Linked DNA regions of Homo sapiens: region 1 is linked to region 2. Evidence: chromatin loops called from intact Hi-C (ENCODE). Cell type or tissue: heart left ventricle. All regions are shown on one strand. Each heading gives the region's core, and the rest is flanking DNA. Links, peaks and the distances in the headings are about the cores only.

What was found. Peaks named below come from ENCODE experiments on the same cell type or tissue, not always from the same donor. Only the 100,000 strongest peaks of a DNase experiment are listed, where the experiment ranks them.
Region 1: a loop joins it to region 2, with 2.1 times the contacts of the local background. A loop is called at or near these places in 2 of 110 quality-filtered maps.

Annotation. Positions count from the first base shown.
Region 1 is chr5:83,395,961-83,413,268 of GRCh38, reverse strand. LOC105379053 (a long non-coding RNA gene) reads right to left here. Exons shown (of 3, transcript XR_948511.2): 3 at 14,933-15,045. Among named protein-coding and RNA genes, the nearest start is that of VCAN, 67 kb to the left of the region's middle. In heart left ventricle, for the core only: no CTCF peak of the experiment used is centred there; no DNase peak of the experiment used is centred there; H3K27ac peaks cover 1,925 bases.
Region 2 is chr5:83,054,790-83,072,097 of GRCh38, reverse strand. TMEM167A (transmembrane protein 167A) reads left to right here. Exons shown (of 4, transcript NM_174909.5): 2 at 6,981-7,090; 3 at 10,187-10,221; 4 at 14,944-17,308. The coding sequence ends at 15,014. It also overlaps SCARNA18. Among named protein-coding and RNA genes, the nearest start is that of TMEM167A, 14 kb to the left of the region's middle. In heart left ventricle, for the core only: no CTCF peak of the experiment used is centred there; no DNase peak of the experiment used is centred there.

The DNA of each region.
Region 1 (17,308 bases), core at 4,774-12,773, 340 kb before region 2:
AACAGTGTAAAAAGCATTCCTATTTCTCCACAGCCTCACCAGTATCTGTTGTTTCTTGACTTTTTAATAATCACCATTCTGATTGGCATGAGATGGTATCTCATTGTGGTTTTGATTTGCATTTCTCTATTTATCAGTGATGTTAAGTTTTTTTTCATATGTTTCTTGGCCGCATAAATGTCTTATTTTGCCCACTTTTTAATGGGGTTGTTTGTTTTTTTCTTATAAATTTGTTTAAGCTCCTAGTAGATTTTGGATATTAGATAGATAGATTGGAATTTTTTTCCCATGGTGTAGGTTTTCTGCTCACTCTGATGATAGTTTCTTTTGCTGTGCAGAAGCTCTTTAGTTTAATTAGATCCCATTTGTCAATTTTTGCTTCTGTTGCAATTGCTTTTGATCTTTTCATCATAAAATCTTTGCCAGTTGCTATGTCCTGAATGGTATTGCCTAGGTTTTCTTCTAGGGTTTTTATAGTTTTGGGTTTTACATATAAGTCTTTAATCCATCTTGAGTTAATTTTTGTATAAGGTGCAAAGAAGGGGTCATATTTCAATTTTCTGCATATGGCTAGCCAGTTCTCTCAGCACCATTTATTGAATAGGGACTCCTTTCCCCATTGCTTTTTTTGGTCAGGTTTGTCAAAGATCAGATGATTGTAGATGTGCAGTCTTATTTCTGAGATCTCTGAGACACATTGGTCTATGTGTCTGTTTTTGTACCCGTCCCATGCTGTTTTGGTTACTGTAGGCTTGTAGTATAGTTTGAAGTCAAGTAGCATGATGCCTCCAGCTTTGTTCTTTTTGCTTAGGTTTGTCTTAGCTATACAAGCTCTTTTTTTGTCCCCTATGAATTTTAAAGTAATTTTCTCTAATTCTGTGAAGAATGTCAACAGTAATTAAATGGGAATAGCATTGAATCTATAAATTACTTTGGGCAGTATGGCCATTTTCACAATATTGATTCTTTCTATCTATGAGCATGGAATGTTTTTCCATTTGTTTGTGTCCTCTCTTATTTCCTTGAGCAGTTATTTGTAGTTCTCCTTGAAGAGGTCCTTCACTTCACTGTTAGCTGTATTCCTAGGTTTTTTAATCTCTTTGTAGCAATTGTGAATGGGAGTTTATTAATGATTTGGTTCTCTGGTTGTCTATTGTTGGTACCATATAGGAATACTTGTGATTTTTGCACATTCGTTTTGTATCCTGAGACTTTGCTGAAGTTGCTTATCAGCTTAAGAAAGTTTTGGGCTGAGATGATGGGGTTTTCTAGATATAGGATCATGTCATCTGCAAACAGACGTTTGACTTCCTCTCTTCTTATTTGAATACTCTTTACTTCTTTCTCTTGTTTAATTGCCCTGGTGAGAACTTTCAATACTATTTTGAATAGGAATGGTGAGAGAGGGCATCTTGTCTTGTGGCAGTTTTCAAGGGGAATGCTTCCAGCTTTTGCTTATTCACTATGATATTGGTTGTGGGTTTGTCATAAATGGCCCTTATTGTTTTGAGGTATGTTCCATCGATATCTAGTTTATTGAGAGTTTTTAACATGAAGGGATGTTGAATTTTATTCAAGGCATTTCCTGTCTATTGAGATAATGATGTGGTTTTTGTCTTTGGTTCTGTTTATGTGATGAATTGTGTTTATTGATTTGTAGATGTTGAACCAGCCTTGCGTCCCAGGAATGAAGCCAACTTGATTCTGGTGGATAAGCTTTTTGATGTGCTGCTGGATTCGGTTTGCCAGTATTTTATTGAGGATTTTTGCATTGATGTTTATCAAGGATATTGGCCTGAAGTTTTCTTTTTTTGTTGTATCTCTGCCAGGTTTTGGTATCAGGATGATGCTGGCCTCATAAAAGGAGTTATGGAGGAGTCCCTCCTTTGTAGTTGTTTGGAATAGTTTCACAAGAAATGCTACCAGCTCCTTTTTGTACTTCTGATGGAATTCAGCTGTAAATCCACCTGGTCCTGGCCTTTGTTTTTCAGTTGGTAGGCTCTTTATTATTGCCTCAACTTCAGAACTTGTTATTGGTCTATTCAGGGATTCAACTTCTTCCTGGTTCAGTCTTGGGAGGGTATATGTGTCCAGGAATTTATCCATTTCTTCTACATTTTCTAGTTTATTTGCATAGAGGTGTTTATAGTATTCTCTGATGGTTGTATTTCTGTGGGGCCAGTAATGATATCCCCTTTACCTTTTGTATTGTGTCTATTTGATTCTTCTCTCTTTTCTTCTTTGTTAGTCTAGTTAGTAGTCTATTTTATTAATTTTTTCAAAAAACCAGCTTTTGGATTCATTGATTTTTTTGAAGGGTTTTTTGTGTTTTAATCTCCTTCAGTTCCACTCTGATCTTGGTTACTTTTTGTCTTCTGCTAGCTTTGGGTCTTGGTTGCCCTTGGTTCTCTAGTTCTTTTAGCTGTGATGTTAGGATGAGAATTTGAGATCTTTCTAGCTTTTTGACGTGGGCATTTAATGCTATAAATTTCCCTCTTAACACTTCTTTAGCTGTATCCCAGAGATTCTGGTACATTTTCTCTTTGTTCTCATTGGTTTCAAAGAATCTCTTGATTTCTGCCTTAATTTCATTAGTTACCCAGGAGTCATTCAGGAGCAGGTTGTTCAATTTTCACATAGTTTTGTGGTTTTGAGTGAGTTTCTTAATCTCGAGTTCTAATTTGATTGCGCTGTGGTCTGAGAGACTGTTATGATTTCAGTTCCTTTGCATTTGCTGAGGAGTGATTTCCTTCCAATTATGCAATCAACTTTAGAGTAAGTGCCATGTGGCATGAAGAGGAACGTGTATATTCTGTTGTTTTGGGGTGGAGAGTCCTGTAGATATCTATCAGGTCCACTTGATCCAGAGCTGAGTTTAAGTCCTGAATATCCTTGTTAATTTTCTGTCTCAATGATCTAATATTGACAGTGGGGTGTTAAAGTCCCCCACTATTATTGTGTGGGAGTCTAAGTCTCTTCATAGGTCTCTAAGAACTTGTTTTATGAATCTGGGTAATTCTTTATTGGGTGCATATATACTCAGGATAGTTAGCTCTTCTTGTCTTGTTGAATGGATCCCTTTACCATTATGTAATGCCCTTCTGCTTCTTTTTTTTTAAATCTTAATTGGTTTAATGTCTGTTTTGTCAGAAACTAGGATTGCAACCTCTGCTTTTTTCTGCTTTCCATTTGCTTGGTAAATTTTCCTCTATTCCTTTTTTTGAGCCTAAATGTGTCTTTGCACGTGAGATGGGTCTCTTGAATACAGCACACCAATGAATCTTGACTCTTTATTCAGCTTGCCATTTTGTGTCTTTTAATTTGGGCATTTAGCCAATTTACATTTAAGGTTAATATTGTTATATGTGAATTTGATCCTGTCATCGTGATATTAGGTGGTTATTTTGCATACTTGATGTATTTGCTTCATAGTGTCATTGGTCTTTGTACTTCAGTGTGTTTTTGCAGTGTCTGGCAACAGTTGTTCCTTTCCATATTTAGTGCTTCCTTCAGGAGCTCTTGCAAGGCAGGCCTGGTGGTGACAAATTCACTTAGCATTTGCTTGTCTGAAAATGATTTTATTTCTCCTTTGCTTATGAAGCTTAGTTAGGCTAGATATGAAATTCTGGGTTGGAAATTCTTTTCTTTAAGAATGTTTAATATTGGCCCCCAATCTCTTCTGGCTTGTAGGGTTTCTGCTGAGAGGTCCACTGTTAGTCTGATGGGCTTCCCTTTGCAGGTGACTTGGCCTTTCTCTCTGGTTGCCCTTAACATTTTTTCCTTCATTTCAACCTTGGAGAATCTGACGATTATGGATCTTGGGGTTGATCTTCTCAAGGAGTACCTTACTGGGGTTCTCTGGATTTTCTGAATTTGAATGTTGGCCGGTCTTGTTAGGTTGGGAAAGTTCTCCTGGGTGATATCCTCAAGTATGTTTTCCAACTTGGCTCCATTCTCCCTGTCTCTTTCATGTACCCCAATCAGTTATAGATTCAGTCTTTTTACATTATCCCATAGTTCTCAGAGGTTTTGTTCATTCCTTTTCATTATTTTTTCTCTAATCTTGTCTGCCTGTCTTATTTCAGCAAGATAGGCTTCAAGCTCTGAAATGCTTTCCTCTGCTTGGTCTATTCAGTTACTTATACTTGTGGTTGCATTGTGAAGTTCTCATGTTGTGTTTTTCAGCTCTATATTGCAGGTTTTGAGCTGTGAAGACAAGTTTCCTAGCTGTGTTTGGATTGCAAATTAACAGAAAGGCAGACCAAAACAAATTTAAACTATGATAAGATGTATTTTTCCCTCAAAAGGAAGTGAAAGGTGGTGTGGTTCCCAGGGCTTATTGATTCAGCAGCTCAAGAAAGTCTCTCTTTCCTCTGTTGTCCACAGAGATAACTTTGTCCCAAAGCTCTTTCTCCAGTGGGAGCAAAAGTAAGTCCTTTCAACCACGGAATAAGTTTCTCCATTGGTTTCTGTTTGGGCCAACTTAGGTCACACATTCCTGAGCAAATGACAGCCAGAAAAACGTTGAGTTCTGATGGGCTTAAGTATTACTTCCTCAGACAATAGTGACAGGGAAAATGGAATGATCACAATTGATTTAGTCAAATCAACTTGAACTTGTGAAGGTACTTATGAACAATATATATGAAAGATCCTACATTGTGATAGATGTGTGTTAAATCATCTGCTGGAATTAGGGTCACCTCTCAAACCACATGCATGCTGCATGTTAGGGGGTCAACTCTAACAGGTTTATCCCTGTAACCAGCTTTTTCCAGAATAGCTATAGTTATTGTTTTTCCTAAGCTTCATTTAGTCATTGTTCCACCTTCAAAGGCCAATAACCCCTTCAATTTTGAGTCAGATATTTATAATGCCATTTAAAAAATTCTGGTCTCTTACTTGTATTATCTAAACTAGACATATAAATTATCCAAGACCACACAAACAGGAAAGAAACATAGCTTAGTTTAAGATAACTCAGGCCATATGAAAGAAGGAATTTTTTTCCTTAGGAATTATATACCAGTACAGTCATGCACCATAATGACCTTTTGGTCAAGGACAGACTGCATATACAATGGTAGTCTAATGAGATAATAATGAAACTAAAAAATTCCTATCATCTAGTGATGTTGTAGCCTTTGTAACATCATAGTGTAACACATTACTCACATATTTGTCCTGATGCTGGTATAAACAAACCTATTGCACTGCCAGTCAAATACAAATACAGGACATTACAATTTTGTACAGTACATAATATTTGATGATGATAATAAATGACTATGTCACTGGTTGATGTATTTACTATACTATACTTATTATTTTGAAGTCTACTCCTTCTACTTATAAAAAAAGGTAACTGTAAAATAGCCTCAGGCATGGCCTTCAAGAGGTATTCCAGAAGAAGACATTGTTATCATAGCAGATGATAGCTTCATTTCTATTACTGCCCCTGAAGGCCTTCCAGTGGGACAAGATATGGAGGTGGAAGATGGTAATATGGATGATCCAGACCCTGTGTAGGCCTAGCCTAATGTGTGTGTGTCTTAGTTTTTATCAAAACAATTTAAAAAGTAAAAAAAAAAAGGTAATAGAAAAATACTTACAGAATAAGGATATAAAGAAAATATTTTTGTACAGCAGTACAATGTATTTGTATTTTAAGCTGTTATTACTAAAGAGTCAAAAAAACTAAAAATTTAGAAGTTCATAAAGTAAAAAAGTTACAGTAACTAATGTTAACTTATTATTTAAGAAAGAAATATATTTTTAAGTAATTTTAGCATAGCCTAAGTGTATAGTGTTTATAAAGTCTAATGTAGCACACAGTAATGTCCTAGGCCTTCATATCCACCCACCACTCACCACAGCAACTTCCAGTCCTGCTAGCTCCATGCATGGTAATTGTCCCACAGAGCTATATCTTTTTTTATCTTTTATACTGTATTATTGTATATCTCTTCTATGTTTAGATAGGTTTAGATGTGCAAATACTTAATTTGTATTACAATTGCCTATAATATTCTGTACAGTAACATGTTGTATAGGTTTGTAGCCTAGGAGCAATATGCTGTACCATCTAGTCTAAGTGTGCAGTAGGCTGTACCATCTAGGCTTGTATAACTATACCCTATGATACAACAATGAAATTGCATAACTACTTATTTCTCAGAAAATTTCCCTGTCATGAAGTGATGCATGACTGTACTGTATTTCCAGACAGGAATGTACATCATCATGTTCTATACATTTGATGTTTAATGTTAATAAATATAAAATGCTTTTGCCATGTAACAATTTTGACCAGATGATATTTTAGGGTAAGAATCATCATGTTTGATTTCTGGTTCTATACATTTCTACGTGTGTGACTTTCAGCAAATGAAAGTCACTGTTCTGTGGCTCACTTTCTCACAATGTAAAAAATGGAGATAAAAATAGTACCTACCTCATAAGGTTGCTGTAAGATTTAAATAACTTAATATACATAAAGTGTACAGTATGTGATAGGCATGTGGAAACACTATAGAAGTATTTGCTATTATTATTATATTCCCATTATGATTTTTTCTTCTTCTTCAAAGTAGTGAGCTACCTATTGAGGATGTGTGAGTATAGACAAGAAAAGTAAAAGTGAAGATATCTCTTTATATGCATTTTCAGGATTATTAAGAATTTTCTTTTAAACAAAATACATTGCATTTTAGAGAACAGTGATAAGATTTGTGGGGAACACATGTCTGGAAAGACATATTTCATGCGAAACAATGGAAACCCAACACTTCATTTTGTATGCTCCACGTGGCTATAAAACTCCTCAGGACCTACTCATGCCAATGCTCAAAGTGTAAGAAAGAATTCTTTCTTAAGTTTGTTTAGATAGAATTTGGGCAAGATTTTAATTGCTAGTTGTTCATGAATTTATTTATTCTAAAACAAAATCTGAACTCTCTTCTACCTATTATATAATAACTATGCCTTTGTGATTGTTATTTTTGGAATATTCTTTAAATTCCAATAATTTTGAAAAGCTATGAGTGGCTTATGGTATTCACCAATAATATAAATTCGGCTGTTATTTAAAAAACTGTTGTTTAAAATAATGGTGAATAGTATTATTCACCAATAATATAAATTCGGCTGTTATTTTAAAAATTGTTTTAACAGCACTGAACTAATTAGTGATCTAGGAATAAACAACTAGGGCATCAGCATAGGCTACTTTGTGTAGTTTGCTAGAAGGTTGAGCTAATGAGGCCAAAGTTACAAATTCTATTTAAGTATGACATGATCTAGTTTGAAAAGTTCTATTCTATAATCGGTCCAATTCCAGGTAGCCCTCTGGGGACTGCGGGCCTTTGAGGACATAAGAGAGAGCCAGCAAGGGTAGAGAGGGTACAGTCTGCACCTAACAACTGTCAGAAAATAATCTAGAGCTGTGCCTTACAGACAGTGTGTCAGTGACATCATGAATAATAACAATCACAACTATTGCAGCTTGTTGAGTACTTACACATGCTAGGCACACTGATAGATGTTTTACAAAGTTTATTTCATTTGATGTCATTTTCCTAACACCACAAGAAACGAAGTATTATCACTCCTTTCCCAAAGATGAAAAACGTGAAACTCGGAGAGTTAAAGAAACTTGCTCAAAATTATAAAGCTAATGATGGGTAGAGCTATAGCACTGCATGTAAGAAATGCTTCTCCGCAGTGAAGGTGGTTGAGAATGAGGCCGCAGGGTGGCTGATCAGAAGTCTTAATGTTGCTTTCCAATATTTTTTGAGCTGCACTATTTAGTTGCAGTTTTCAAATAGCTCCATGAAAAGCAGACAAAAAATTTTAAAAATGCAAAATGATTTCTTGCTGATTATTTTCTTTGGTGGAGGAGGACTGGATTATGATGGTGACTATACTAATATTAATGGATGTTATTGAGGACTTAACCATGAGACAAGCACTGCTGAAGCACATTTAATCCTCCCTACAACCTCAAGTATGGGATAGGTATTATTTTCTTCCTATTTTTCTACAAATGAAATAAATGTAGATAAAAAGCTAAATAATTTCCCCTAAGATCACACAACTATCAAACAAGAGGGCCAGGACTTAACCTCCATATAAGGTCAAAGCCCATGCTCTTACTGAGATATTTTACTGACAAAAATAAACAGCAAAGAAATGTTTACTTAATTTGGTGGATTTGTGATAAAAATTACACCCAACTCCTGATTATTCCATATAAATATATCTTCTCCAGTATAGCTCCAAGAATGATTTGTCAGTGGTTTCATGGCATAATATGTTATACCTATAATGAAAGCCTCTTGTGAAAGCATAAATATTTCCTGGTAGACAAAAAAATGCAAGGAATGGGGGTATACATGTTTCCTCACATATTTTGACTGAGATATAGATTCTCACTTCACTTTTTTTGTTTCATCTAATTGGTGAAAAGCAGTAATTTTGTTGATACTTCCTTAAGGTACCTATGACCTGTATAAAATGCTTACATTTCCTTACTGCTTGTACACATTCAGCCATAAAAACAAAATGGAGAACAATTTAAATTAAATTTCATCAGTTGTTCAAATACATGTCTCTGCTCACACCTTCATGATGAATAGTAGCAGACAAGCAACACAGCTAATAAGTTATTTTAATAGGATGATGTAGCAGTGTGTGAACTGCTAGCTCCTGGGAGCGTGAGTGACAGATTCCAGTTCTCATTACTGTGTAGATTAGTCTCAGAGAATTCATTAGTGCCCAGTGGGGCAGCTCTGTTGAGTGCTCTTAATTTGGAAAAAGAGACAGGAGGCCTATGTGCCCAAGAAACTCTAACGGCAGATATGGAGTTGAAGGCTTTTAGAGCAAGGGACTCTTCTGAGGAGATGGCAATTACTCACTGAGTTTTTCAGGTGACTGGTGACAGCTCTCTTCCCTTTAGTCTGTGTCAGTAGATATAATAGAAATAACAGAGGACTATTGGATTTCACCTCACCTACGAGGAGGCAGGTTTAATGCAGAATGTTTCAAAGTTACAGTATGTCCATATAAATTACAAATAACTTTTTGATTTTGTAGGATGGCAGTGAGCAGAAGTAGCATAGAGAAATGCAATTTATCAATAATCGTGATATCTTATTTTTAGACAATAGTTTTAACCCCTTCCACCAAACCACGAAGCAAGCTTGGTGTTGATTTATTTAAAATCTTATGTGTGCTATTTCTGCCACATCATAACAAACACAAACAGTGTTCTTATTTCTGGGCACTTAAAGGAACCAAAATAGCACTCTTCGTATACTATTAAAAAGCTTCCAAACTTTTTTGACTGAAGCCTGTAGTAAGAAAGATGGTTTACATACAACCAATACCCATATACATGTAGGTATTTATATAAGTGAAACTAAAGTTTTTGTACATATGATGCACTCTTATCTGCGTTATCCTATTTAAATATCTTCCTTTACTCTATTTTATTATGCTGTACTGTTTCTTTTTAGAAATGTTGGTATTTTTAAGATGTTGATTCTCTTTTAAAAAATTATTTAAAAATTGATTCACCAATTATCAAATAAGATCTACAGTTTGAAAAACTGCGTGAAAGAACCCTGTTTCAGAGCAAAAGCCTTTTCATATCAATTTTTGAGAGAATAATAATGTATTTATTGAGAGATTATTATATGCCCCAGGTGCTGTGCCACTGCTTTATGAAGCTTCTTATTGAATTTACTCTTCACAACAATGATGGAAGTAGATATTGTTATTTCTATTTCTTACATAAAGAAAGCCAAGCTCAGAGAGGTAAAGAAAGTTGCTCTAGTACACACAGCTAGAAAGTAGTAAAGTTACAATATTGGCACATAGTAGGCATGTAATAAACATTCATTGAATGAATTTATGAATCAATCAATATTTATTTATTTATTTATTCATTTATTTATTAGAGACATGATCTCACTCTGTTGTCCAGGCTGGATTGCAGTGGCCTGATCCTATCTCACTGATCTCACTGTAGCCTTGAACTCTTGGAATCAAGCAAACCTCCCACTTCATCCTCCAAAGTAGCTGGGACTACATGAACATTCTACCACACCTGGCTAGTTTTCAAAAGTTTGCTCTTAGAGCCATGGGGATTTTGCCCAGGCTGGTCTCAAACTCCAAGCCTCAAGTGATCCTCCTGCCTAGGGCTACCAAAGTGCTGGGATTATAGTTGTGAGTCAACATGCCTAGCCTTAATCAATAATTGAGAATGAGTGCATAAGCCCACTGACTTGGCCATTGGATGTATTGATGGCTAATCCTCATTCTACCCTTTCTTTGGGGACCACAGTCTAAAGTTATAGTATTCAACTATTTTGAAACAAAAATAAATAGTTTTTATGTGAAAACTGAAAAAATTATTTTTTGATTGGGAGGGTGACAAAAATAATATCGATGATGCTAATGATGATCATGGCTAATATGTATTGATTACTCAATATGTGCCAAGCACTACTCTACATGTTTTTACGTGTATCAATACAAAGTAATAGTAGCTATCTCACAAGGTTATCATGAGGATTAAATTGATTTACTCTTTTTAATCAACTCTAATGGGATAGATACTATTATTATCTTCATTTTATGGTTGAGAAGACTGAGGCACGAAGAGGTTGAGGAACTTGCCCAAAGACACACAGTTAATAAAATCCAGTAGTCTGTCTCCAGAGTCTAAATTTTTAACCTTGACCCTTGACTAATCATTGATGATCAGCTATGTGTTTCTATTATCATGAAAGCAAGGTGGATGCTTCCAAAGCAAACACAATAAGAAATGCTAAATGCTTTAATGAAGTGAGCCACCCATTATAAGTCATTTTGCTGTCCTAACATGCTCATAGTTTCCTAACTTCAGAGCATTTTTCTGATGGTTTGGAGCTAGTTTATATTACTCAGCACAAATATTGAAAATAATGATTTCAGAGTATTTTAAATTTTCATGTTTCTGTAGTTTATATAGTGCTAAATGTATCTGAAAAAATTAGTCGATTTTATTTTTAATAAAATAAAATTTAAAAAAATCTGAGCAGCTAATAGCAGTACATTTTGCTAAGATAACATCAATGAGACCAAAAAAAGACAGTCTACAGTAGGAACATGAGTGTCTTAGTGGTGGAGAAAGCTGTGGTGGGATCATTTCATTGACAGAATTTAAGGGATTGACACCAGAGCTTGAAGAGGAAGTCAAAAGTAAGCCAAGAGCCAGGTTTACAAGCTGATCACAGTGTTACCCAGAGGATAGGAGTGGATTGCAGTCTGTTATGCTACTCTGTAATGAGAACTTTACCCTTTCCTTCCCAGGGACCAAAGAAATGATACTTTGTCCCTTTGATGTTTGATGTCCTAAATTATTTGAAGCCTCCCATGTAAATACAGTGCATAAAATTAGTTGGTTTTTTGTTTTTGGTTTTGGTTTATTTTTTAGCAGAGAAGGCCAGTGCTCACAAATTCACCATGATTGTCCTTTTTTCCACATTTCCTAACCTCTTAACATTCTGACTAATGATTTGTTGGCAGAAGCCATGTGCCTGGCCTCTAACAGCCTCTCTTGAGATCCTCTATTCTCTCTCTCTTTTTTCATCTACCTGCTAGATGATAATAAAAAGCCTTGTGTTGAAAATGGAAGTAAACTAGGTTCTCTAATGAATTGATGGGGGCAGGGCCCCCTTGACAAGCTGCATCAGACAGGAACAAGAGCAAGAAGTAAGATTTCATCACATTAGGCCACTGAGATTTTTACAGCAAAGAAAACTCCCCTCAAACAAAGCTTTTTATAGCAGCTGCAACGACTTACCCTGACTAAAACAGTGCTGGAGTCTCAACACTGGTGCAAATGCTTTACTGAAATAAAAGGTGGTGGTTGGTGTTTAGTGATGTAAATTGAGAAAATGTGTGTATGATTTGCACACGTGGCTTCCTCTGCAAAAGCCAGGCTGATTTTAAGAGCTATGACTGTTCCCAGCAACCACTCTGGCAGAGCAGAACATGCAGTCAGACCAGGAACTAACAAACCTGTTGCCCTCCCCTCAAACATAAGAAGGACCTGGGACTCCTCAAGGGCTCACATCGTGGGATCTAGGTAAAGTCCCTGAGTTTAAATTCTGCCTTTCACTCTCAGTTGCTGTGTCACTTAGCAATTTGATTAAAAGATGTGCCCATCTTTCTTACCTGTTAAGTCAGGAAGTAGTACCTAGAGTTATTTTGAGGATTAAAAAGTTTATCAATATAAAGCACTTAAAACAATGTCTGGCATAGGGTACATGCTCAGTCTATGTTAGCTATTTGTATTGTTATCATTAGCATTTGTATCATAATACTTGAGTCATTCCCCTTCCCTTTCCTGGAGTGCTAAGATTTATAACTCTTAGCTATTTTCTAGGCGAGGGGCACGCTCTCCTTTTTCCCCATTGTGTAGGGATGCTGGAGGCAGTAATAAGGATTTTCTTTGCGACAATCCTTTTTTTGGAGTTTGTACTTGTATTTTCTGAGTTTTCACTCAGTCAGTGGGAAAGAATATTCTCTTGTTTTTACCTTCAGATGTACAAGAAAGAAAACTTCCAAATTTAAATTAGTACTAAAACATTCACGAGGCAACAATAACCTGGAGATGAGGTCTTCTTTTCCCACAGCTGAGAGAGCATGTTTCCAAGGCATGAATCTGAACCCCAGCTCTCTATTGCCTAAGCCTACCCAGGCTTTGCCGTATATTTCAATGTGGCTGAGTTATAATTGGAAAGTCCAGGTCAGCATTCATTGCACAAATGGGTAACTCCATCATGAGCTAAGATTTCAGTTGAGTGGTGGAATTTATACTGAATTTTTCACACAAAAATATGCTTAATGTCTTTTTTTCTTCCAAATTTGGCAACGGTTAATATATAATGCGGAGAAGGACATTTTTGCCTTTCTCTTTCATAGGACACTTCATCATGGTGGCAGCTAGATCCTCTTGTGAAGGCAAGAATGTAATTATCTGCCAGAGTTTATCAGCTCTATTTCTCTCCATTTCAAAAGCCTGTTGACTATCCATAAGTTTTTAAAGAGAACAAATGAGGCAGGAGCAGAGACTGTGAATGTGGCTGAAGGTAATATGGTAATGACAAAGGAGAACTTGTCAATACTGGTTTGATGATAATAGCTCAGAGTTGCCCAAACACCAATCTGCACTGTCTTCATTGCTCAGAAGAAAAAGAAAAAAAAAGTGCTTATCTAATTTTTAAGGCTTAAGTATGCATCAATATCTATTTGCTTTTTTTTTTATTATACTTTAAGTTTTAGGGTACATGTGCACAATGTGCAGGTTTGTTACATATGTATACATGTGCCATGTTGATGTGCTGTACCCAGTAACTCGTCATTTAACATTAGGTATATCTCCAAATGCTATCCCTCCCCCCTCCCCCCACCCCACAACAGGCCCAGGTGTGTGATGTTCCCCTTCCTGTGTCCATGTGTTCTCATTGTTCAGTTCCCACCTATGAGTGAGAACATGCGGTGTTTGGTTTTTTGTCTTTGCGATAGTTTACTGAGAATGATGGTTTCCAGCTCATCCATGTCCCTACAAAGGACATGAACTCACCATTTTTTATGGCTGCATAGTATTCCAGGGTGTATATGTGCCACATTTTCTTAATCCAGTCTATCATTGTTGGACATTTGGGTTGGTTCCAATTCTTTGCTATTGTGAATAGTGCCGCAATAAACATACTTGTGCATGTGTCTTTATAGCAGCATGATTTATAATCCTTTGGGTATATACCCAGTAATGGAATGGCTGGGTCAAATGGTATTTCTAGTTCTAGATCCCTGAGGAATCGCCTCACTGACTTCCACAATGGTTGAACTAGTTTACAGTCCCACCAACAGTGTAAAAGTGTTCCTATGTCTCCACATCCTCTCCAGCACCTGTTCTTTCCTGACTTCTTAATGATCGCCATTCTAACTGGTGTGAGATGGTATCTCATTGCGGTTTTGATTTGCATTTCTCTGATGGCCAGTGTTGATGAGCATTTTTTCATGTGTCTTTTGGCTGCATAAATGTCTTCTTTTGAGAAGTGTCTGTTCATATCCTTTGCCCACTTTTTGATGGGGTTGTTTGTTTTTTTCTTGTAAATTTGTTGGAGTTCATTGTAGATTCTGGATATTAGCCCTTTGTCAGATGAGTAGATTGCAAAAATTTTCTCCCATTCTATAGGTTGCCTGTTCACTCTGATGGTAGTTTCTTTTGCTGTGCAGAAGCTCTTTAGTTTAATTAGATCCCATTTGTCAATTTTGGCTTTTGTTGCCATTGCTTTTGGTGTTTTAGACATGAAGTCCTTGCCCATGCCTATGTCCTGAATGGTATTGCCTAGGTTTTCTTCTAGGGTTTTTATGGTTTTAGGTCTAACATTTAAGTCTTTAATCCATCTTGAGTTAATTTTTATATAAGGTGTAAGGAAGGGATCCAGTTTCAGCTTTCTACATATGGCTAGCCAGTTTTCCCAGCACCATTTATTAAATAGGGAATCCTTTCCCCATTTCTTGTTTTTGTCAGGTTTGTCAAAGATCAGATGGTTGTAGATATGCGGCATTATTTCTGAGGGCTCTGTTCTGTTCCATTGGTCTATATCTCTGTTTTGGTACCAGTACCATGCTGTTTTGGTTACTGTAGCCTTGTAGTATAGTTTGAAGTCAGGTAGCATGATGCCTCCAGCTTTGTTCTTTTGGCTTAGGATTGACTTGGCGATGCGGGCTCTTTTTTGGTTCCATATGAACTTTAAAGTAGTTTTTTCCAATTCTGTGAAGAAAGTCATTGGTAGCTTGATGGGGATGGCATTGTTGATACATTTTATTAGCAAATAATAAACAATGTGTATGTAAACATTAAAAAGAAACTTTGTGACCAGAAAAATTATCTTTAATGAGAGGGGAAGAAATATTTTTACCTGTGAACAAACAGCTCAGTGTTTCTCTCTTTTTTCTTTTTCTTTCTTTTTTTTTTCAGTGAAGAGCCTGGACAGATGATACAGAAAAATGAGCAATTGTAAGAGAGTGAATACTAGAAAGTAAAGTCAAATCAAAACATATACCTTACAAAGCTTAAAAAAAGCAGTCTTCTCTCTACTTAATTTTTCTATCTAGTTTTCTGTTGACACAATTAGATATACTGAATCAAATTATTCAAAGATTTCTTTTACATGGCTTGAAAGTTCTAATTGTACCAACATCAGATTCACAAAATACATTAGATTTTTTTTCATTCTTCTTGGCTGCCAAGTATCTGAACTCCCGTCATATATTTGGCACCTTCTCCCATTAGAGAAACTGGAAAAATGCCTGATGCTTCTCTTCCCAGCTTCTCTTAAAACTAAGCATAGGCACATTACCTGGCCTCTACTAATCATAGGACACACCCCCTGTTTTCAATAGAGGGCCATTGACACAAGGAAGTAAAGTCTCAGATAAATATTTCTAGAGTCAGTGACAATTGCAATAAGATCCCATTTCCAAGGCAGTGGTGGCCACAATCCCTGTAAAAGAATCTCATGTCCTGTGCCAGTCATGTTGACAGTTCAAGCAGCAGTAGTAGTGACATACGGTAGGTAGGCCCTCTGTGTCTGTGAGTTCCACATTCATGATTTAACTACTCTCAGAAAATATTTGGGGGGAAAAGTTGCATCTGTATTGAACATGTACAGACTTTTTTCTTGTTAACATTCTCTAAACAATATAGTACAACTATTTCCATAGCATTTACATTGAATTAGATATCATAAGTAATCTAGAGATAATTTAAAGTATATGGAAGGATGTGCATAGCTTAAATGTAAATATTATGCCATTTTATATCAGGGTCTGAAGCATCTGTGGATTTTAAAGAGGGAGGTCTTGGAACCAATCTCCCAAACCCCCACAGATACTGAGGGAGGACTGTACCAGGCAGGTCAGTTTCACTGTATCATTTGGGACATTACTTATGGCTGTGTGGCCCTTGAGTCTGATACTCCTGTGAACTCAAGAATTCAATTAACTTCCCAATATCCTTCCTTTTTTCTTTTTTACTTTTTCCTTTAAATAATTTTAGATTTATAGAACAGTTGCAAAAATTGTACAGAGAGCTTCCATATACCCTTCACCCAGCTCCCTTTATCCTTAACATCTTGCATAACTATGGTACATTTATCAAAACTAAGAAATTAACATTGGTACTAAACTCTCTTCAAGTTTCCCCAGTTTTCCCACTAACGTCTTTTTCTGTTCTGGTATCCAGTTCATGATAACACATGAGGTTTACTTGTTATGTCTCTTCAGTGTATTCCAGTCTGTGACAATTTCTTGGTCTTTCCTTATCTTTCATCACAGTAACACTATGTGGTCAAGTATTTTGCAAAATGTCCCTCTATTTGGGTTTGTCTGGTATTTTCATGATTAGACTGAGGTTATGGGTTTGGGGGAAGAAAATTCTATGGAGAAGTGATGTGCCCTTCTCAGTACATCATATCAAAAAGCACATGGTTTTGATATGTTTCATTCCTGGTGGTGTTAACCAAGATCTGTTGGTTAACCTGGTGTCTGACAAGTTTCTTGAATGTAAAATTACTTTTTTTCCTTTTCCCTATTCTATTCATTAGAAGCAAGTCACTAAGTTCAGCTCACATATAAAAGGAGAGAAATTAAACTCCACATCCTTGATTTGTGGACATATTTTTAAACTACCACGATAATTAATACATATTTTGAGGGAAATACTTTGAGGCCAAACATCCTGTTTTACCTTAACATTTCACTCACGAATTTTTACATTTGTCCCTAGATCTTGCCTGCAGCAAATATTACTGTGGGTTCTAATGATGATTTTCTATTTCCTTAATTCCTTCTATATTTATTAACTGGAATTATTCCAAAATGAATATTTGTCTAATCTCACTCGTCTGTTTATTTGTTTATTTAATCATTTATTTCTACGTGTCTGGACTCATGGATATTATCTATTCTGTGGTTTATAATCCAATAAAGTTATTTATTTAGTTGCTCAAATTCTTTTTTTTTTTTTTTTTTTGAGATGCAGTTTTGCTCTTGTTGCCCACGCTGGAGTGCAATGGCGTGATCTTGGCTCACCGCAACCTCCGCCTCCCGGGTTCAAGCAATTCTCCCTCCTCAACCTCCCGAGTAGCTGGGATTATAGGCATGTGCCATGACCCTTGGCTAATTTTGTATTTTTAGTAGAGACAGGGTTTCTCCATGTTGGTCAGGCTGGTCCCAAACTCCCGACCTC
Region 2 (17,308 bases), core at 3,146-11,145:
CCAGTGGAAAACAGAGTTCAAGCGCTTCTACTCTGTACTGTAGTTTTACTCATCATATCCATGAAAGTTGTTAAATGGAAAGTATTAAGTAGAAAATGTCTCTGTACATTTTTAAAATATGACTGGTGAGAACAAATGGTTGTTTAATCCAGCCCCCACATTTTACAAATGAAATGAAACTGACAAGTGGAGATGTGAGATGTTGATTCACCTAAGGTCAAATTTTTATACTTGGATTACTTCATTAACCCAAATATTTTGTGGCCACTGTTGCTGAGAAGAGATGGGTGATGGGTTCATATCTAAATATTAATCAAGCCTGATTTCTTGCTCTCAAATTAAACTGAGGTTACTTGCCTATTTGGTGCAATATCATCACCCTACCACGTGATAAGCAACAAAGTTTAAATTTATACGCTAATAATGCCAAAAGAAAATGTTGATAATTTTTATGTATTAGTGGAAATCTTTTCAACCAATTCTGGTCACTTTTTTTGGGCAAATTATATATATGTGTGTTTGTGCATTCATATGCAGGCTAACATTCTTGCATTTTCATGTTTTGCATTTTAAGAGACTAGTTGGAAAATGCTGACCTGACCTAGATTTTCTGAATGATAAATGCTGACCCACTTTTCTAATGCTGAATAATTTTGATCACAATTAGGTCAGGAGTGTCATTTCTGTGTTCCCTTCCACCCCCAAAAAGGGATAAACTAGTTTCATGTAAAAGAAGTAAGTATTAATACAAGTAAAATTGTTACTATTTGGAGTTTTTAAATGTTGTCTTTTATATTAATTTTTGTTTTAAAGCTGGAGGAATTAGTATGTCAGTAAAAATTTATTCCCCATATAGGAGGCAGTCAACATTTGAAGCTTCAACACAGTGTTATGTATAAATAAGCCCCTTAATCAACAAATTTGCTAAACAATTTGTTTAGTGCCCAAGTGATCCAAGACTAATAAAAGTACTGTAGATTTAGTCACCCCTTTCTGCAGATTAAGTATGCTTAATAACCAGTCATTAAGCACTCTAGCCACAGCTTGTTTAGCATATTGATGTGTATATTTCTTCTGCTTTTCTCATTGTTTCTTTCTTTTTGCATTTTTATATTGCTTGGATAATTCCTTTTTTCCTTCTTCTATTCCTAATGTTTTCAGTGGTTTCTTTTTAAGATTTCTTATTTGAAAGTTTTGTTAATAAATACCTTGAGCTCTTAGACTTAGAAGTATTTTATTCGTCTTTTTTAAAAATCTCCTATATTGAATTCTTACTTATAATCAGAGTTAATGAATATAATTTTAGTGTTCAGAAATGACTCTGAAAATGAGAAATTTCATCTTAATAAATAAAATGATTTTAAAAATCTAAAAACTAATTTTTCAAATAGACTTGAAAATAGAACATTTTTTAGAGGTTTGTCAACATTGTAAGTAATTTCATGTCTAGACCCCTTCCTTAGCTTTGTATTGACCTTGCATCTATTCATTGATTAATTATTGCATCTCCTGTAGTGGTGGCCAAATAAAGTCTGTGAATTATTTTTATTATTTCAAAACACCTAACCAAATGTGATTTACTTCAAAATGATCAAATAAAGTAACTGACTCAAGTTTATATCCTTCCGGTTTGGGTAAATTAACTCAGTTCAATAACACTAGTTGTTTCAAGCATATCAAAAGATCTTATTGATTATGAGTTGTCAGATAAGTCTACAATGCAGAGGGTTAGTAAAAGAGCCCTTGATGACAAATCGTTTGGAGGCCTCCATTGCCATGTTTTAGAAGAATGACATAGCTCTCAGAGTAATGGTCAAGATAACCTGCGTACTCAGTCTTACAGAACCTGCGTACTCAGTCGTACAGATCTTTTGAAAGTGTATATCTCTTAAGAATTAAAAGAAGTCAGAAGAACACACACTTTCCAGTGTGCAAGCACCTTCAAAGCTTGCTGCTTGATAGAATAGAAAATCTGAATTCCAGGAGGTGATAGAAGATGTGGATACTGAATGGAAATTACCTCAGGTCTTTATTTTACCCTACAGCCTAGGTCCTTAACATAAATATAAGGAAATTTGCATCTTTCTACTTGATTTTCCAAAATATTCTTGAGAAGTAAGCATATATGCAAAGCCATACATGGAGGTTTCTCTTGAAGAGTTAACAAAATACTGTATTCAGCAATCTGATCTACACTGGTTTTTGAATGTGTATTTTTTCTTTGGAATCCAAGTATGCTCTTGGATTTGTTAAAATGTTCATTATTGCCAGTTGCGTTCAAGTTCCTGTTCATTTGACACTTTTCAGTGACTTCTCTGTGTACTATATTTTAATAGTCACAGGGGATTGATGAAAACCTCAATAGAATAGACAATCACAGTACAGTATGATGTGTTCTATAACATACACATTGTTATGTGTATGTATTATGCACATACAAAAATCCTGACTCTGCTTGGTATAGTGAGTGGGAACAGGAAAGACATCAGAGGAGGTGAATCTTGAGTTGAGATTGGACGCATGAGTCAGTTCACCAAGCAGGCAAGAACAGATAGCATGTGCAAAACTCAATAGAGTACCTTGGAAAAGGTTTCATGACTTAAAGGCCCTGAAAAAAATTAAACAAGGTAAATGAATTTGACTTACCACCTTTTAATCATCTTTTCCTCTGTTTTGTGATTAAATATGCTTACCTTTTCTTAGATTCCTCCTTTCCCTTTTAATAACATTTTTCTGTTGAAAATTGCAATTATTTTTTCACTGAAGAGGAACATCTGTTTCCTTTAACCCTGAGACTAAAATTTTATGTCACCAGACAACAGATGCTAAGCATTAAGGGGAATGCTATAGGTGGCAGGCTAATGTCCGTAAGTTAGAAACACACTTTTGACCAGAGTCTGAGTACATCTAAAAGACTTACCACCTAAGATTATTTGTTTTAAACTTTAGAGGCTTTAAACCCCCAGAACAAAGTTGTATATATCATATATTTCATACTTGTAAATGGTTTTCTTTTGTAAATGGCTTCACACACAAACGTATATACACACTCTACTTTCCTAATAGGCATGTTTTTAAGTGCCTTTTTATCTTCTATTATGAAAACATTCAAACATAAAGAGGTAGAAGCCTATAATGAACCCTCATATTCTCAGCATTTTATCATCAACCCTACCCCTCTCCCACCACACATGCACTGGATTATTTAGAAACCAATCCTGAACATTATATCATTTAAGCATGTTTTCTTTAAAAACACATTTGGAGAAGGAAAGAGAACACATTACAAAGTCATGAATTTAGATACTGCATTAGGAAAATGATAAACCTACTTTGAAGATTTGTTTTCCAACCATTTTACTGTAGGAATCTTTTGCTTAAAATACAGTAAGATTCTCATTATTCCCTGAACGTGCCAATGACTTTTTCTGTAGGGTTTTTTTCCCACATTTTTTTTTCTCTTCTGGAGCTTGCTATTTGCCCATCTGAATGGTGCCCTTTCAAGGTTTGACTCCGTTCCTGCTTTCTACATGAAGCTTTTCCTGACTTTTTCTTACAAAAATGGCATTTTTTGTCTGCATAACTCACTTCCACATTCAACAATGAGTTACTATTTACTTTTTAAAGTACATGCTCTGTTTTCACTTGATTACTTGATTATAACTGCTGTGTGCCTCAGTCTCATGTATAAAATACAGGTAATAACAATCATGAATAAAATTCAGGTAATATTTACCCCAGATACATGAGGATAACATAAAACAAGTACTCAGTGAATATCAGTAATTGCTATTGTTAGCCATAAACTCCTGTAGGGAAGGAATCATACCATGTGCCTTTTTTTTAATCCCCACTGCCTCATTTCTCAGACAAAGTGGATACCAAATACACATTTAGTTATGTTGGGAGGAAATCTGCTTTATTTTCTATGAGGTCATTATCCAATATTATTTATTAATATATTCACATACATATTCAAAATATGACCTTTGAAAGATAAGCATTGTGAGATACCATGCTTTTTATCTACAATTGATCATGAGCTAATTCATTGATTTATGTTATAAAATGTGTATCACTGGCTTTCACAGGTTTAAGATTAAAACCCAATTTAATTAAAACCCAAGATACATTAAATTTTATCTTTGTTATATCTATGAAAAAATAATGCATAGAAAAACAAGTATTAAACTGGTAATTACAAATCATTTTTGTCTTTTTCAGACCATAAAAGTGTCACTTAGACAATTTGAGAAATCTAGAAAAGTTGAGAATTAGATTAAAAACTATCTAGAGATGGCTCACGCCTGTAATCCCAGCACTTTAGGAGGCCAAGGTGGGCAGATCGCTTGAGATCAAGAGTTTGAGTCCAGCCTGGCCAACACAGCGAAACCCTGTCTCTACTAAAAAAAAAAAAATACAAAATTTAGCCAGGCGTAGTGGAGCATGACTGTAATCCTAGCTACTGGGGAGACTGAGGCAGGAGAATCACTTGAACCCACGAGGTGGAGGTTGCAGTGAGCCAAGATCCCACCACTGCACTTCAGCCTGGGCAGTAGAGCAAGACTCTGTCCCTCCACCCCCCACCAAAAAACTATCCACAGATAATCACAGCATTTTCACACTTTCTTTGCATAAAAGTTTACATACCTTAAGATGTGCTGTCTGAAATCTTTGATCCCCTTTTGCCTACTGCTTAGCATTGTGCATAAGCACTTTTTGTCCTTGAGAATATTGGTAAATAATGTATATAGTTTTTTAATTTTTTCAGTAGTTTGCATGTATTTATCATAAAAATATAGAAAAGATTCAAATGACATTGGAACAGTTTCTAGTGTCCATTTTTTTGTTTTTAAGATTCTCCTGGCTATTCTTGCCTTATTTTTTCCATATGAACTTCAGAATTAGTTGTCTGTTTAAAAGATAACTTGTTGGTATTGGGTTCACTTTAAATTTATAGGTTGTCTTTACAATGTTGCCTTCCAATATAAAAATCTGGCATACCAGGTTTCTTAATCCATGTTATGTTGCTATTTAAAAAAAAACTGAAATTGGGTAATTGGTTAAGAAAAAAGGGTCACTTAGCTCTCAGTTGTGCAGGCTAAGAGTAGTAGGGCTTGGCCCTCCTGGGAAGGGCTTTTATGTTGCATCACAACATGGCTGAGAAGGTCAAAGGGGAAACAGACCTGGTGAAAAGGAGGGAGGAGCATCATGGCTTTATAACAACGTGCTCTCTCCGGAAAGAATTCATTTCTTGGAAAACTAATCCAGTCTTGTGAGATCTCACTAATGAGAAGAGCACCCTGACATTCATGGGAGATCTACCCCCCACCACCCCGTCCCCAAACCCAAACACCTCCCACTAGGCCCCACTTCCCAACACTACCTTACTGGGGATCAAATTTCAATCTGAGCTTTGGTAGGGATGAAAAACCATTTCTAAACCATAGCAACAGTCTCTTCTACTTTTATGTTCTTCCATATGTTTTAAGATTTTGTCAGTTTTTTTCTTTGATGCCAATGTTGCACATTTCTTGTTAAGCTTATTCCTAGATATTTTAGCTGTTCGTTCTGGATGCTATCTTTTTTCCATTGTCTTTCTCCTGAATGATAATATGATTATGAAGGCTATTGATTTATATATTTTAATTATGTACCCAGCCACCTTACTCAATTTCCTTAAGATCTATAACTGTTTTTCACTAAATTCTTTAGGACTTTTCAAGTAAGCACTCAGCCGCAAGTACCAATTTTGTGTAACTAAGTTTTCTCATGAGTCATTCTTTGTTTCATTCCTGATTTTTTTGTTTGTTTTTTAGAAGGTGCCTCTAAGTTTACTAAACAAGCATATTGCTGGCTGTTGTGTGAGATTGACATATTTTATCTCCCTGTATATGATGAAAATGTTATTCTTTGTTATATATACACAGTAATATTCTTGCACTTTCTTAATTTCATTTTATTTTTTTCAACTCTCTCTTATTGGGCTTCTAGTGTGAGACAGGCATATGATTGGTGCTGGAGATTCAGAGTCTGATAATCTGATAACAATGTCTACCCTTCAGAAATGAATATTATAATAAAGGTAACAGTTTGCTATGAGACTAGAAAAGAGAGTTCTACATAAAATAAGAGAAGGGAGGCAGATGGATTCAAGGAAACTTCCTTAAAAAGGTGATGCTAGAGCTGAATTTTGAATAGAATAAGTCCACCTCCATTTACTTTAACTGGAAACCTATGATTTTGTTTGACTGTGGAAACTTATGAAACTTATGGTTTCTTATGACTCTTGTGTTAAATTTTAACTTTGGAATAAGACTCAAACTATTAAATACAAGCTAAGTATCTTTTTTCCAAAATGCTTGGAGCCAGGAGTGTTTTGGATTTCAAATTTTTGGTGGGATTTTGGAATAATTGCATTATACTTACTCGTTGAGCATCTCTAATCAGAAATCCAAAATGCTCCAATGAACATTTTTTTTTTAGCATCATTTTGGCACTCAAAAAATTTTGATTTTGGAACATTTTGGATTTTGGATTAGAGATGTTCAACCTGTAATGAATAACTTTTAAAAATCCAACAGTGAAAGTACAGGTGCTTGCTTTCTTTCTCCAAAATCTATTAGCCTAGTATTTGTCAACTCATGGAAAATTATAGCTTAAATTTAAAGGATGTTTATCCTTAAAAAAATTCAGAATTAAAAGAAACTTAGCTAGCATTTAAGTCTGTCTGCCCATTCTCCGCCCAGCCAAAGACTTAGAAAAGCTAGTAATTCTGCTAAGGCCATAAAACCAGCTATTGGCAGAGCTTGAAGACTGTAGAAGACCTCAAGATTCTGGTTTTAAGTGTTGCCAGACTTGTCATTCTGCTTGCCTTCTTGAAGAAATAAAAACATGACTCTAAATGTGGAATTGTCAAACATTTTTTACCTATGCAGTTTTTCTTGATATTAATTTTTCTTTTTTTTTTTTCTTTTTAGTCTGCCATTTTCAATTTTCAGAGTCTATTGACTGTAATCTTGCTGCTTATATGTACCTGTGCTTATATTCGATCCTTGGCACCCAGCCTCCTGGACAGAAATAAAACTGGGTATGTTACTAATGATGTCTAATCACCCAAATTAGTTCTTACAAATGTTCAATGTAAGTTAACATATAAATTATTAGATAATTTAATTCCTACATGTAATTTGGTTTTATAATAACTTTTTTCATTTTCTTCCTGTTAAAAATTCAAAAACTTTATATTCACAATATCTTACTAAATTAAAAGGTAAATTTCAGAAGTGACCTAAAATGTGTTAAGAGTAAAAAATCGCATGAGGGATTTAACCTACTGAAGGTGAAAATAGATGTTAGTTGTCCATCAGTTTTTATGATAATACTCCATCTCCTTGTAGACACTGTCTTCTCTTCATTCCACCTTTTTCAGTAAAGTCCTGTTGAATTTATTCTTCAGTATTCACCCATTTGTTGAAATTACGTTATTTGTTGCTTGGCTGTGCATGAAGTCTTTCTATCCAAGTAGACAGTTTCATTGTATCTTTCCCTTCTGTACCCGCCAACTGTAAACTTAGAATTAAAGCATATGGTAGACTCTAGTAAACACTTATTCCTATTGATGACTTTATTGGAATTCTAATATAATGCATAATGTCCATCTAAGATATTTAAGTGTTTATCTCATTAAAGAATAATTACATAGTAGTAGAATACTTTCCCTATGCTATCACGAAAATTCTTCTTCAAAAGCAAGTAGGTTGCATGTGGAAATGTCTGCTTCTCATTCCTTGGGAGCAGGAATATGTTCATAACATGCTACATTAACAAAGGAGTTCTCAGGGCTGCCAACCTTCTAGTAAAGGTTGAGTGGTAGTATATTTCTCCAACATAAAAGACCAAAAAGAGCATGCCTATTTTTACATTTTAAAATATGTACTAATACAGTCAACTGTTTGAAAGCTTTTTTTAAAACCTTTATTTCTACTTATATACGTGTTAAGCACCATTTTATGTTGATTTATAACTAAGAATTATTTTGTATAGAAAATTTTATAGGCCTAGTCTCTTTCTGTTAAAATTACATGTTTTTATGAGACTCGTAATCTTTTATTATACTGAGAATATATACCATGCTTAGGTGGAGATATCTAGACAGATTGGATAAAGCAAGTTCTTGATGACTTCACTGTTTAAAATAACTTCAGTTTTTGCTACTTCAAATAATATAGAACTAAGCAGCAGAAAAAAAGATTACTACATGGTCTTTATCCTGGTTTCATAGACCTGATAGCATTATCAGCAAATATACTTATTGGTATTTAGCCATAATAACTAAGCAACGTAATTACATTTTTTAAATCAACTAACAGGGTTCGTGTGTGTGTGTGTGTGCATGTGTAAGTAAAATTGGGGTATTACAGAAATATATCTAGGTAGAGAAATATGTGGAAAAAACCAAAGTGGTGCTGCTAAGTCTCTGAGTTACCAAGTTAGGGTTCTTTACTCATTTATAAAAGCTGTTAATATGTTAATCCTGTTGTACCAGTTTCTTAATGATATTTTGTTACTTCTAGAATATTAGACCCAAAAAGACCTTGAGTTTGTGATCTTGTGGTTTTCAGTGGGTTCTAGAATGAAGGAGCCATGGCTTTGCAAATGCCTAACCTATTCCATTGTTTGATGAAGAAATGTTAGCCAATTTTAAGTGATACCTAGAGTTATCACATGTATCCTTAGCCTATATATGAACACAGTACATCTAAGTCACCATTCTAAGGACTTTCCGTGTAATCACTCATTTCATCCTCATAACAACCCTTTGAGGGTGGGTCCTTTTGTTAAAGAGATACAATACCTTGCTCACAGTTACGCAACCAGTGAGTAGGATTTAATTTAAGCATAATTTGGCCTTTATTTTAGCTTATTTTCAGGAATGTATATGGGCTTTGTCATTTTATTTCTATGGTAAAATTGTTTAGCCTGTCAGAATATTCATACTTTGAAATAAACTCATGTTTTTGCTTAATTCCATTTAATCTAAACTATGTATATTCCAGTTCATAGCAGTTTCTATACATTGATGGTTGATAGGCTAAGAGACCTTTTGCTTTGAGGTCAGGAAGTTATACTTCAGAGGAGGAACATATATAGAACTTAACTGAACCAGAATTTTCTGTTAGTCTTACCCATTCAGATGTAATGATTCACTAGCCAGCCATCTCTTTTGGTAAAAAAAAAAAAAAAAGTATACTATAAATTTTTCTGGAATTTAAGTATTCTGATTTTCTTGAGATAATAATTCGAATTTACGTAACATAATATTAATTTATCTTAATTTGCAACCATATGTGACACTATTTATAATTCTTTTACTTTGTCAGACCAACTAAGTAGTGTCCTTAGTGTTATTTTTTAAGATATCTCTATTCATTGATGATTCGGTCTTTTTTTAAAGATGATTTGTTATACATGCCAAATAAGTGATTACTCCATATAATATGTAATTCATAATATATTCATTCATACAGTTGAAATATATATCTCCATTCTAATACTTATTCCCAGAGTATGTGCTTTAAATGCCATATTTAGTGAATTCACATAGAGTGTCCTTTAAACTAGAAGATTTTCTACTTATATTGAAAATATAGGCACATTTTTAATTCTTTCTTAGTAAATGACACAGATAAGTAAATACCATCATTGGAATTCATTATTATAGATTATTTAACTTTAGAGCTACATTCTGTAAGAAATTAAAGTTTATTATAAGAGTGTTTTTGGTGTCACATTCAACCAAAAAATGTTCATTTAACATTTTATCAAAATTGATGCTTAAATTGCCATATACATTTTCTGCTTTTGAAAGTAGAGTAAATCAACTGAATAGTAAGCCCTTATGCAAATTTTTGCCACTCTCACTAATTTGCCCTGGATTTGACCTATGACACTATTTATATTCCATTTCATAGCAGTTTCTGTACATTGATGGTTGATATGTCATTGTGTCCTACTTTCATACATGAATGGTGGCTCAACATCAAATAAGGAGATTTCAAATTTGAAGCAAAGTGTTAAAGGTTAATATGTTAATATACAATTAATTCCCTATATGATATCAAGAGAATAATTTACCTTTCCGAGTAATCAATAGCTACTTTTTTTCTTTTTTTATTCTATGCAGATTGTTGGGTATATTTTGGAAGTGTGCCAGAATTGGTAAGTGTCTATAATCTCCCTCCATTTCTTCAGCTGTAAATTGTTGACCAATTTACTTAGGTTATAATCTCACAAGTCAAATGTTAATTTTTAAAGGGCAGGCTTCCCAATTTTATGCATTTTCGCAAAAGTTTATAAGTTGTACCAAGCTCTTTTCCTTATGCTATTTAAAACCACATTTGGGCCAGGCGTGGTGGCTCACGCCTGTAGTCCCAGCACTTTTTGAGGCCAAGGCAGGAGGATTACCTGAGGTCAGGAGTTTGAGACCAGTCTGGCCAACATGATGAAACCCTGTCTCTACTAAAAGTTAGCTGGGCATGCACACCTGTAATCCCAGCTACTCAGGAGGCTGAGGCAGAAGGATCTCTTGAACCCGAGAGGCGAAGGTTGCAGTGAGCCAGATCACACCACTGTGCCCCATCCTGGGCGACAGAGTGAGACTCTGTCTCAAAATAAAAAAAGAATAAAACTAGATTTGGTGGCTACTTCATTAACACAGAGACAGAAAATCTTTCTAATTTAGATATCAAATACCATGCATTCTTGGTATTGGGGGAAATAAATGTATGTGGTTTTATGCACACATGTTGATAGTATAGAAGTATAGAGCATGCTGTTGTGTATAATGTATACCATTTTGATAACTAGGATGTATTCCCATCTAATGAAAGTCTTTCTGAGCAGCTATCTGAACATAATCACTTTATTGCCCTATTTAAATAACAGAATGTTTAACTGTTTTGTCTATTGAACCCATGTGGTCATAGCCGAACTGTTTGACTCGAGTTAAAGTACTACACTTGATCTTAGCTAAAAGGCCAAGAAGCAATTAAAGTTAAGGTAGATGTGGTTGTCTTACAACTTTCCATGATAAGAGATTAGTAGCATCATACATGTTTTTATAGTTAATAATATACTCCTATCCATTCACCCTGTATATGTAACATTTAACACGGTACCCAGCACATAGTAGACTCTCAAATGATTAAGTGAATCAATTAACATGTATTTTATTGCATCATTCATCAGTATTTTTTTTTTTTTTGGAGATGGAGTCTTGCAGTGTTGCCCAGGCTGGAGTGCAGTGGCACGATCTCCGCTCACTGCAAGCTCCGCCTCCCAGGTTCAAGTGTTTCTCCTGCCTCAGTCTCCCGAGTAGCTGGGATTACAGGCACCCACCACCACGCCCAGCTAATTTTTTGTATTTTTAGTAGAGACAGGGTTTCACTATGTCGGCCAGGCTGCTCTCCAACTCCTGACCTTGTGATCCGCCCGCCTCGGCCTCCCAAAGTGCTGGGATTACAGGCATGAGCCACTGTGCCCAGCCATTCATCAGTATTCTTGAATAATAAATTACACCCTTTTTTAACCTTTTTAATTAAAAAAAAAAAAAGACTCCAGACATTTGTACATATACCACTTGGACTGAAATTGAATATTTCTTATCTGTCCTCTTTGGAATCATTTGTATAACCAAAGAAAAATTCTTTTGTTTAGTACTCTTCTTCTAACTTTGAATTTATGCTTAACTACTTTTCTTTCATAAAGCTGTTAGACATTTATAATGAAAAATATTTTTTCTACGTTTGACATTTATTGTTAGCCAGTCTGACAACAGCCTAAATTCTCTCAACTAATCCCTTTTAATAGGATAGAGAATTGAAGAGGCATCTCCATTAGATAAACTGTGTTCCCTTTAGAGTATTGTGTTTTATTTTGGCTTTCAACTTCTCAGAGATGTGGAAAATTTAGAGGATGGTCCATAAAGGAAACAAACTTCATGAGATTGAAAAATACAAACTGTATAGTTTGAAGTCAGGTACTCAATGGGTGCAGCTATTCTTCCTCAGTGTTCTGTCATACTTTGTTCTCTCTTACGGTGATAGGTCTAAGAGTCTTTCTTTTGTAATAAGTATCATTACCTTAAACTGGTAAAATCACAGATATACCCTAGATAAGTAGTTACCACTCTGGGACATTTGACAAAATAGAGAGACAGCTTTGATAGTCACAGCTGGACTCAGGGACATGTAGTGGGTATAGGTGAGGGATGTTGCTAAGCATCCTAGGATGCACAGGGAATCCATCACAACAGAATTATCAAGCTCAAAATGTCCATAGTACTGGAGTGAGAAGGGCTGCTCTAGATTTACAGAAATTTATGGTGCAGACTTATCTGGCACTCAGTTATGAACAACTGCAAACCCTGAAATAATAGGAGAAATCTTAAGCACTTCAAAAAGAACCAAGAAAAGAGTGACAAAATAGCATCCTCAATGGTTAATACTGGTAGTTAGTGGTAAATATAACTATACACACACCAAACCGCATGCTTCAGAGACAAGTTACTCTGAGAAAGAATATGGCCAAGAAACAGTGGTTAAGAATACCTCAAGTAAAGTACAAAGAGAGAACATAATGGAAGAGCAGGTCTGGAGTTAAGAGGCATCGTTTTCATCTCAGTTTTATTAAATTGCTAATGCATAAAGAAAATATTAAGGTATTTTAAATCCATCTTATGTAATGAGAGAAGTGTGTACAGTTCCATTTAGTAGCCAGCCCAAACAGCCCCTTTGTTCACAATTATTGCTTGAAAAGAACATAGCTGAGTTTAAGATGTCTAGTTTGTATCTTTCTTAATGATTTCCTGTTGTATGATCTATTTTTATGTCTGAGTATAAATAGTGTCTAGTGTCCTTTTTTTTTTTTTGCTTGTTATTTATTATTTCCATTTTCCTCTCTTGACTGTATGAATGCTATAGGTTGAATGGTTCATTTTAAATGTTCATTCTTGCCAATTCTGTGAAAGCATTAGCTTTTCATTTTGGCAGAGTGACTTAGAAAATGTTGCTGATATGCTGCTTTCTCAAGCATATGCTCCTCTCTTATCTTGACACAGAATATATCCACAAAGAAATGATACAATTTTAATGGGAAAAGACCTAGCCAAATCATCTTATCATGTTACACATCACATTACAGCAACTGTTTTACATTCACTTATACAGACCTAAGACCAGACAAAAAGTAACATTAAAACCCAAGTTCAACTAAAGATGTTTAGCTCTACCACATGGCAGTCTCTTTTAAGAAAATTAAAAACAGGAAAATTAAATCCACATGTAAATGATAGCATTCTAATTTGAAGGATGAGGAAAAGGGGAACTTCCTCAAAAATTAATTTCCACCATATGGAAAACTTAGGACCGTATTAATTTCTTTTAAGTATTTAATAAGACTCTATGAGATGAGGGTATATAGCCCTAGTAAGAGTGACAGGCTTGCTTACGAAGTCTTTCTGAAATTTATTTACAAATGGGGTTGTTTTTGTTTTGTTTGGTGACTTGGGCTTTTTTCTCCAAGAGAATTAGCATTGTTTACAGATTGTGACCCAAGATTTTTTTTAATTTTAAAAGATTTTTATTTTCAGTTGAGGTGATGGTATTGTAAAAACAGTTTCACTTTCTAGATTTTTTTTAGCCGGAAGGCAGTCCATTAAATGTCTACAGATTAAACAAATACTTTCAGAAAAACCCCAAAAGTTTATTTTTTTGTATGTGTATAATATTTTCTATGGAAATTAACAATGAGCAGACACTAAGACATAAACTCAATAATATGGCAGTGTGAGGTCAGTGAGGAAGCTATAAAAATGAAAATGACCTTGAGAATTTTAGTTAATAAAGATGGTCAGGATGAACATTTTCTAGAGGTAGTTTGCCTAACTTGCTAAGTGGGATAAGGAGTTTCATTAAGAAAGAGTTGACTTTAAACATCATGGAAAAGCACAGGTGAGGGTAGTGTAAACCATCTCTACTAGAGGATGCCAGGCACATACCCAGGATTATTTCTAGAAGTAGTTTCTTCTTCCTTTCTTATACCGCCCTCATGGCAGCATAGAAATGTCTGGTGCTTTATGAATTAGTATAGCCTTGCAGTTATTGAAGGAACAGAGAAGAATAAGATCAATTTGAGTTAACTCACAATGACATGATCTCTATCTGTTTGCGAGACAATTCACAAGCCAGTTTGAGATTTACTTCGTACAAAGGAAAGCATCCAAATACAAGCATTCCTTAAATGCATGTGAAAAATTGACTGATACAGAAGTGGTTAGTTTTAGTTCTACTTTTCTAACCCAGAGTAAGCATACTATCTCAGAAATAGTTTTTCTAATTTTTTTAATTAAGCATTTTAATTTGTCCATTTTTTAAATGCAGTTTTATTGACCATCCTCTCTTTATTTTCATCCATGAATGCTCCCCCTTCCCTGTACCTTTAAGTGTCACAAATTGCTACCAGTAAGGAAAACTGTTGTGTCTTTTTATGGATGGAAGTTTTGTTCTTTTTATAGACAGAAAATAAACAATATTTCTTTGGCCTCAATTGAGTTGAGATCGTTTCTCTTGGATCTCTGTCCTACATTCTGCATTGTATTTTTTAGTGTCTGAGTTTACACAGTGACAAAGAAATGATGCTTTCGAGGTTTTCTAAATATATGAAAAGAAGATCCTCTTAGAAATAAATTGATATATTAATAGTTTAGCCCATTCTGTATTGTACTTGTTTTTTATGTTGCATCTAGTTTTTGTCACTGCCCCACCCCCAATGTGCGGGCCTCCTAGGGAAGAATGTTATCTTGATTCTTATGGTAGTATAACCTTGTCATAGCCAGGTTAGCCACTCAGTTAATCAAGATGAACATCTCCTTTTTTTCAACAGGTGAACGGAAGAGTCCTTATGTTGCAGTATGCTGTATAGTAATGGCCTTCAGCATCCTCTTCATACAGTAGCTGGGGAAAATGCCAGAATGTAGTTGCCATCAGATTTGATTGTGAACAAGGACTGACTGCAGAAAATAATGGAAAGGATGTTTAACTCTTTTATCTCCGAACATTGAATGAGATAAATTTCCAGATGCTGTTCTCTATTTTAATGTTATTGGACCAATGTTCTGTATAAACAATTAAGATGTAACCATTTAATAGTCTGTAACAATCAACCTCAGTACTGTCACTACAATATTACATTCTGCAAATGTTATTCTGTTGTATCAGATACAAAATTTTAGTGAGGTATCTCTAAGGCACATAGTAGAAAACAAAATTGGTTAATTACTCAAGTTCCTTTCACTGTGATTTGGAAATGATTTAATCTTTATAGAATGAGAACCTTTTTTGGACTAGCTTTTTTATTAAAATGGCTCAATTTGTGTTGATAAGGATTGCATTAATATTTAATAGTGCTTGCTTTTCCTCTGGGCACACCATTTTGATCATTAACCAGAGTACCTCTACTCTTAGCAAACTCTAGTTTATGACAAGTATTTAAAATATTTAAAACAAGCTTATGCAGTTCTTAAGGACGAAGGTAAATGAGATGTAACTTAAAAATAGTATTGGGAAAATGTTGATAGTTAACATTAGTGGATTTAGACTAGCCAAATGACATAGTAGGCTCTGAAACATCTTGTCAAGTATATGTATTTTGTGCATGAATTTTTGCTGGAAAGCTGTCTTTCTCTGAAAAACACAACGTTCTTAGAATGAAAAGAACAATTATAAAATAATTATCCTATATGTGTTTTTCATTCTTTTTAGTGTCATGGCTTCAAAAATGAAACATTTATTTTAATTGCCGTAAAGGAACTGTATTTTTGTTTTGTTTTTTAACACAGCACTTTAAATCCAGTTTGTGTTTTGTCAACTTGAACTGGAATCTCTTTTGTTACTTTGGAGGTGATAAATAGTTTTCAAATCTGCTGATTTGTATACTGTGGCACAAGTATCTTTGAACTTTGATAGTGAAAGGAGACCTTCAACAATTTTTAGTCTAGGCGAGAGGAATATTAGGAATGTGACTTCTAAATTTTACAATAGAGCAGTTATTTTAAGGTCATGGTTAACATTTCTTAAGGTTCAACTAAAATTCAGTTAAAATTTCAGAGCTACGAGGAACTTAAATCTTAGCTAAAAATTACCTGTTGTAGATAGTATTAATTAGATTGTTTGCAGCTATTAATTCATCATAAAGATAAAATGAAGAAACTCTCCCTTTTTTTAAACAAAAAAAATTATTTCTAGATTAATAGGCTAGTAGTTATTTCTGCAGAAACAACGTATGGAACTGAAAGCCACCTATTTTTATTTTAGACTAATTTAAACCACTTGGAATGGATTCTAGGAAACATCTTAAGCTTGTGTGTTGCCTGTGGTGGTTTTTTGTTTGGGGGTGTTTTTTGGTTTTGGTTTGATTTTCTGTATTTTGTTATCTGGGGATTTTTTGTTTGTTTGTTTTGGTTTGGTTTTGGTTTTATATTTTTGGCATGTCTATGGCAGTTAAAAGTGGTATATTTTGCTTTAGATAGGGAATCAGGTTATAATCATTGTTCTTCCTCTAAACTGCCTCTTGGGCTTTACATCAGGTCAAGGATTTTTAGGGTTTCTCAAAAATAGGATTCTTGTCAGTGTATGCATGCTGAGTAAGTCACCTTTCTGGCTCTAATTTCTGGGTGGCCATCTGTTGTCCAGCTCTGCTGCCAACTGGACTTTCCGAAAGCCATGTCAACTAATTTTTTATATGCTAAGACAAATCGAATATGAAAAGAGGAAGAATATTCTAGATATTCTAAGACATTTCTTAATTTGGCATCTCAGAGGAGGTAGGTGGAAAGTAAAGGAAGAGATAATTTTGGGGGAAAATTTGTGGAAACATACAAAACGTTTTGCTTTGTATAGATGCTAAACAGAGTGGGAGGCAGCATATTTGTAACAACAACCATTCTGACCTTTTGAAACACAAGCTTTTGGAGAAGTCAGGGAGAGACACAGTATGAATAAAAGCAATTAACATTTTCTTTAATGTATATTTTTCAAAGAGGACCACGGAATCCTGTTCTCTAACCCAAGGGGCAGTGTAGGTGGTTTTAAGCCCACAGAATATTGAGATATTTCTCTTGTGGTTTTGGTGGGGTGGTGGGATGCAGAAGGTTATTAAAGATCAATTTAAGCATCAGATAGACTATCCCTTTTATTTTTTTAACTTTTAGGTTCAGGGGTACATGTGCAGGTTGTTATATAGGTAAACT